Linked DNA regions of Homo sapiens: region 2 is linked to region 1. A link is a contact called in ENCODE Hi-C or POLR2A ChIA-PET data. All regions are on one chromosome and are shown on one strand. The core of a region is the stretch at or near the end of the contact, and the rest is flanking DNA. Distances in the headings are between cores, read along the strand shown. Region 1 overlaps LOC105372666 (a long non-coding RNA gene). Region 2 overlaps TSHZ2 (teashirt zinc finger homeobox 2).

Region 1 (3,075 bases), core at 178-2,677:
TAGTACATATACATCATGGAATACTACATAGCCATAAAAAGAACAAGATCATGTCCTTTGCAACAACATAGATGGTGCTGGAGGCCATCATCCTAAGCGAACTAATGCAGGAACAGAAAACCAAATCCTGCATGTTCACACTTACAAGTCAGAGCTAAACACTGAGTACACGTGTACACACAGAAGGGAACAACAGACACTAGGGCCTACTTGAAGGTGGAGGGTGGGAGGAGGGAGAGGATCAAATAACTACCTATTGGGTACTATGCTATTACCTGGGTGATGAAATAATCTGTACACCAAACTTCCATGACATGCAATGTACCTATATGACAAACCTGCACATGTACCCTTGAATCTAAAAGTTAAAAAAAAAAAAAAGAAGAAGAAGACGTGTGGGCAATTACCGTGATGCAATAGAAACCTCCAAGAAAACTGCCAGGCAAGCTAACCCAGAGGTCACAGAATACAATGGTTCACAGGCCAAAGTAAGATGCTCGAATCACAGTTTAATAATTCAATTCAGAGCATATATCAAGAAACAAGGAGAAAACAACAAAAATAACCCAATTTAAAAATGGATCGAGGACATGAATAGACAATTCTCCAAAGATACAGAAATGGCCAATAAGCATAGGAAAACATGTTCCACATCATTAATCATAAGAGGAACGCAAATCAAAATCACCTTGAGACATCACCTCACATCCATTAGGATGGTCACTGTCAAAAGAACAGAACATAAGTGTTGGCGATGTTGCAGAGAAACTGAAACCCTTGTGCATTGTGAGTGGAAATGGAAAATGGTGTAGTCATCATGGAGAACAGTAAAGAGGTTCCTCAAAAAATTAAAAACAGAATTACCATATGATCCAGTAATCCCACTTCTGGTGATATACTCAAAAGAATTCAAAACAGGATCTTGAAAAGATATTTGTACACCCATGTTCACTGCAGCAGTATTCACAATAGCCAAGAAATGGAAGCAACCCAAATGTCCATCAATAGATGAATAAAGAAAATGTGCTATATACATACAATGGAATATTATGCAACCTTAAATATGAAGGAAATCCAGTCACATGCTGCAACATGGATGAAACTCAAGGACATTATTCTAAATGAAATCCCAGTCACAAAAGGACAAATGCTACATGATTCCACTGATATGAAATATTTAAAGCAGTCAAAATCATAGAACCAGAAAGTAGAAAAGTAGTTGCCAAGGGCTAGGGGAGGGGAAGGGGAAGTAGTGGTTAATGTGTATAGAGTTTCAGTTTTGCAAAATGAAAAGCTCTAAAAATCCATTGCATAACAATGTTAATACATTTAACACTATCGAGTATAGATAAAATTACATAATGTCTGAGATTTGCTGCAAAATAAGCCAATGTTTTGCAATTCAGATCAACAAACAGTACTTGAGCTTATGCTAAGTAGAATTTTGCAAACTGAGAATCATGACTCATTAGTAGGTAAACTGATTTGGTGAACTGTGACCAGAACATTTTTAATGACAAATAGAATAGAAAATATGAGTGCATGACATCCTGTCATGGCAAATTTTATTCCATGAAACTTTTGTTTTGTGTGTGTGTGTGTGTGTGTGTGTGTGTGTGTGTGTTGAACACATATAATACATCATGATGTAAAATTGTTTCTTACTGTGGGTTGCAGTTAATAAAGACTGAAGATCACAATTGAAAGCAAAGTCCTAATCACTGATGGGCACATCAGAGACAAGAAAAAATAAGACATAGTTCACGTTTTCTAGAAGAGACAGACATGAATAGATATACAGTATGGAATTCTAAGAGCTCTGCTAACTGAGAGCCAAGAACTGTGAGAAGACAATGGAGCTATTGACTAACTTTAGCCTGGGCTTCACAGGAAAGATAATACATGAAATGAGTGTTGAAAGATGAAAAGGATGAAAAAGAGTGAAAAAGCTATCTCTCAGAGGTGGAATAAAGTAGCACAGAGGTCTAAACACATACATGGTATATTTGGGCAAAAGAAAGCAATTTAGTGAGGCTAGGAGCCTATCGATTTGGGGTCTGTAAGCTCAATGTGGTAACCAAGGATGGGAAGAAGTTGATGATACTGAGGAAATGCCCTTAATTTGAGAGGTTACAAATACGTCATTTCTCCTTTGATGATCTCCACCGTTGATAATCTCTTCACCATCTTATTTGCCTAATCTACAATTGCACATCAAAGTCAAAGAATTTCCACTTTGAATCCTCTGATACAGCAATTTCACCCCTGGGATGCATACAAGGAATCATACTGAATGGGCACAATTACTTAACTATAAACGTTCATTTACAACATTACACTAAATGGCAAAATACTGAAAAGAACCAAATGTTTAATGACAGATATTGGGTAAATAAAATTATGGCCCATCTATAATACACATTCAATTTTAAAATTTGATAAAAAAGAATATTTTAACCTGGAAACATGTTCACAATATATTGCTAAGTTAAAGATACAGCATGCTAAAAAAGATGTACAAACAATTCCTGTTTCACAGAAGAAAATAAAAATAATCCTAAAAAAAGACTCTCTATACTTCCAAATGATTTATTTGTATGATGGAATTATAGGAGATTTTTACTTTTGTCCTTGTTCTTTTCTCTCAATTCCATGAATAAAATTTTCTTCCATATACAAAAAGACTTAAAACATTTTTAAAACAGCAAAATCATTACAAAATAGAAAGTAACCTAGAAGTATGTTCTCTATTATTAATCAGAAAAGGCAAGTGAAAAATAGTATTACATTATGGTATTTTTCAAGAGCTAGAGATTAGGTCGATTATTTTTCTTCTTTTTACTAATCAAAATTTTGTATATTTTCCACAGAAAATATATTCTTTTATTATTTTATTATTTTAAAAATAATTGCTTCTTTAATTCTAACAAGGAATCTTTGTCTCCTTAGAGCTTTAGGGAAGGGAGTTGTTATGGTCTATACCCCAAAATCAATCACTTGTGTTTAAATCAGCTTATGTGGATATTGTCTTACAAATTCAAACACATTCTGAGACTAATTTAAGACTTACAAAAA
Region 2 (3,075 bases), core at 393-2,892, 810 kb before region 1:
AAGGAAAGTAACACTAAATTGTTCAATAAATATGAATATTTTAGAATATCTTCATCACTGTAAAGAAAGATGCTCTCTCTTATTTTTCTCGAATTCTCAGTCTGTTTTCTCACTTTTGAGAGACATTACTATAGGAGACAACTCATTTTCTTTATGAAAAGAAAGACCCAAACACAATGATAAATGGCTAGTGATGTTTGGCCTCAGGGAGACAATAGAAAGAGGTAGGTATTGGGGAGAGTTGCTGAGTGAATGCCCTGCTGGAAAGAGGTGGCAACAACATAGCTCCAGCTAATCTCGTCATCTGCGAATATAGAACCAATGCGGTAGATGTTTGGATTTTGCAAAAGAATATGAGAAATTGAATTTTTATGCGAAATCACCTGATTGACAAATTTTGGCAATGCTGTGTACATTATTATTACGATTATCTATTTATTTAGTGGTTTGTGTGGGCCGAACAAATAAGTCGGCAAGCCGAATTCATTTGCCCCTGTGCCAACTGTTGTAAAGTTTGATCTTGCTTAATGCATCTCAATGTTTCCCATCTCTCAATTTGAATTATAATAGGTGCCAGCTGAGACCATGTGGTTGGTGCAGCACACACACAGCTCTGTTCCTTGAAAGCTACTCAAAGCAAATGTTCTAATCACAGGTGAGAGGCCCTCAGCCTATAGGCGTAGTCTTTAGAAAACAAATTTAGTGCAGAATAAAGGACAACATCATGACTTGAAAGAACCAGACTTGAGACTGTTTGTAAAGTGCAGCCTGCCATTTGCGGCTCCTTCAAAGGAGCCTCGGCTTTCTCACTCTTAAAAAGGAGGGTGTTGGGCTAGCCAGTCTCCTTTCTCCCAAAGTAAAATACTTGTCTGTATTGTTCAGGGAGGAGAATCTATGCTTTGGGATGTGAAAGCCTAGGTCTGACTCTCCTTTCTAACATAAATTAGATTTGCATAACTTCCTTCAACCTTAGTTTTTTTGTTTGCAAAGGTGAGGATAAAACCAGTAATGATATCACAGGATTATGTGAAACTTAAATGAGATAGTAAGTCAGATAACTCTGTGTAAACCAGGGGTTACAAGCAGGGGCAGTGGATCAAATGTAGCCCTTAGCCATATTTTGTTTGGCCCATGAATTGTTTCAAAATCAGAGAAATTTCACACTTAAGGATAGATGCCTTCTGAGAAGTTCTGACGTTACTGGCCCTGTGTGGTTGCGTGGCAGAGCTTTACCGCTTTTGCCTCCTCTAGACTGAGCACCAGGGATCTGCCATGGTCCCCATCCACTCCTTATATTGCGCCTGGCTCTCTGCACTTTCTGCCATTATTTGTCTGTGGGTTTGCAGCCCCTGGCAAATTAAGTGATGTGCAACGGTTCACTGGCGTTGCTGTTCTGATTATTGTTGTTCTTCCATCTGTTATCCCTTTCTGCTTGTGAGCCACATATTCGCTTCTTTGGGGCTCAGTTATCTGGTCTTTAAAATGGGAATAATAATATCTCACTTGCCTAGAGCCAGGGGGCTGTCGGGTGAGGCCAGGCCCCTTCTGCTCCCTGAGCGCCCAGAAGTGGGGCGTCCGACCAGCAGAGGGCGCTGGTACGAAAGGCTGCAGGTGCTGGCATCGGCCAAGCGCAGACAGGTGGGGCCGCGGCAGGTGCGGCTCTCGCACTATCCCCCTTTCACAACTTGGGAGGACACAGCTTCACCGGGTGGGCCTGACAGCGAGCAATTACTCATCCATCGATACAGCCGCACATCACCAGCAATGTGACTTTCTGGAATATGTAATGCGACCACAGACTTTCTAATGCCGCAGCCTGACAATCAGACACTAAAAATAACAAACGGGCCCGCTCAGGAACAGAAAGACACGGCCTCTTTGGAAACTGGGGATGGGCCGTTTCCAACTCTGCTCACCGCTGGAGCCCTGCACGGAATTCTCCGGGCGGTGAAGTGAGTCGCCAGGAGCTGCCAGGGGCTGCAGGGAGAGTTCCCGCATTTGAAGGGTGTGTTCACTTTTAGACAACTCAGTCCCAGCAAGATGTAGACAAATTGGAGCAAGTTCAGAGAAGAACAACCCACATGATTAAGGGGAAAGAGGATTGATTTATAGAGAAATATTAAAGCAGCCAAACATGTCTGCGCTGTGTTCTCCAGGTGACAAATCAGAGAGTGACACATTGTGGGGCTCCATGCACCTTTGAGAGGTGTAAACATCAGGGGATGAGAAACTAGCTCAGTGCAAGGAGCTTTTCACAGCATTTTCTAAGATGGCATTAACACCAGAAAATGTTCCTGGCTGGTGAAGGGTTGGTTGGGTCGCACCTATGCTTGAGAACCCTTTGTTGTCCTGATTTTGCCTGGCATAAAATGACATATCCTAGCTAGGGGTTCACATTTGTGGCCTTCAGTGCTCTGGCTGTGGCCTATTTTTCCTTGTATGTTCACGTCCTTGACTTTCTGCCAGGGATTCCGCCACCCCAGTCCCATTTGTCCTCACTCCAGCTTTACCTGACTACCTGTCTTACTCCTCCATCAGGAACTGAAATGCTTAGGAGCCAACAATGGCTTGGCTGGTGAAGTGAGGTGTGGAGAGGGCTGGGGAAGACAACAGGACCAGCAATTGCAAGGTGAGAACAGATGACAGGGACATTCCTTGGGTGTTGACTTCATAGAATGCTGAAATACTAGTGTCTTATTAAAAAGTGAGCTGGCCCCCCACTGTTTTCTATTCCTCATTCTGAGGAAGAGCTAAGGTCGTGCCTTTCTGTCCTCCAGATATGAGTCTCTGGGAATTTGACTGGGGAAGAAGGTCTTGGCCAAAATGAAGAATTCTGGGAGAAGAGGAATCAGACATCAGAGACAGGTGTTTGGCCTTAGGGGAAAAAGGGCAGGAGCTCAACCCTAGGAGAAAGACTGGGAATTAGGCCTGGGACCCCTCTTTTCCCATCCCTATGAAACCATTTTTTAAATTTTTTTTTTTTTTTTTTGAGACGGAGTTTTGCTCCTGTTGCCCAGGCTGGAGTGCAATGGCGCGACCTCGGCTCACCACAACCTCCGCTTCCTGAGTTCAAGC

Evidence for each region. A loop is a pair of places that touch in the nucleus more often than their neighbours do. ChIA-PET counts read pairs that join two places held with the same protein, here RNA polymerase II (POLR2A). Pooled maps may share reads with other maps.
Region 2: a pooled map shows a loop between it and region 1 (5-fold over the local background). The contact joins two enhancer-like sites. A Hi-C loop is called at or near these places in 1 of 168 maps with a recorded cell type or tissue (naive thymus-derived CD4-positive, alpha-beta T cell) and 7 of 50 pooled maps. POLR2A ChIA-PET finds 5 or more read pairs at or near these places in 3 of 52 experiments (WTC11, naive thymus-derived CD4-positive, alpha-beta T cell and naive thymus-derived CD8-positive, alpha-beta T cell).

Annotation. Positions count from the first base shown.
Region 1 is chr20:52,403,908-52,406,982 of GRCh38, reverse strand. All of the region lies in intron 4 of LOC105372666 (a long non-coding RNA gene), which reads right to left. Among named protein-coding and RNA genes, the nearest start is that of ZFP64, 210 kb to the right of the region's middle. Within about 2 kb of position 1,427, at least 3 of the 41 ENCODE cell types and tissues checked have a DNase peak (open chromatin) inside an H3K27ac peak, as active enhancers do.
Region 2 is chr20:53,215,783-53,218,857 of GRCh38, reverse strand. The region is part of intron 1 of TSHZ2 (teashirt zinc finger homeobox 2); the gene reads right to left. Among named protein-coding and RNA genes, the nearest start is that of TSHZ2, 240 kb to the right of the region's middle. Within about 2 kb of position 1,642, at least 2 of the 41 ENCODE cell types and tissues checked have a DNase peak (open chromatin) inside an H3K27ac peak, as active enhancers do.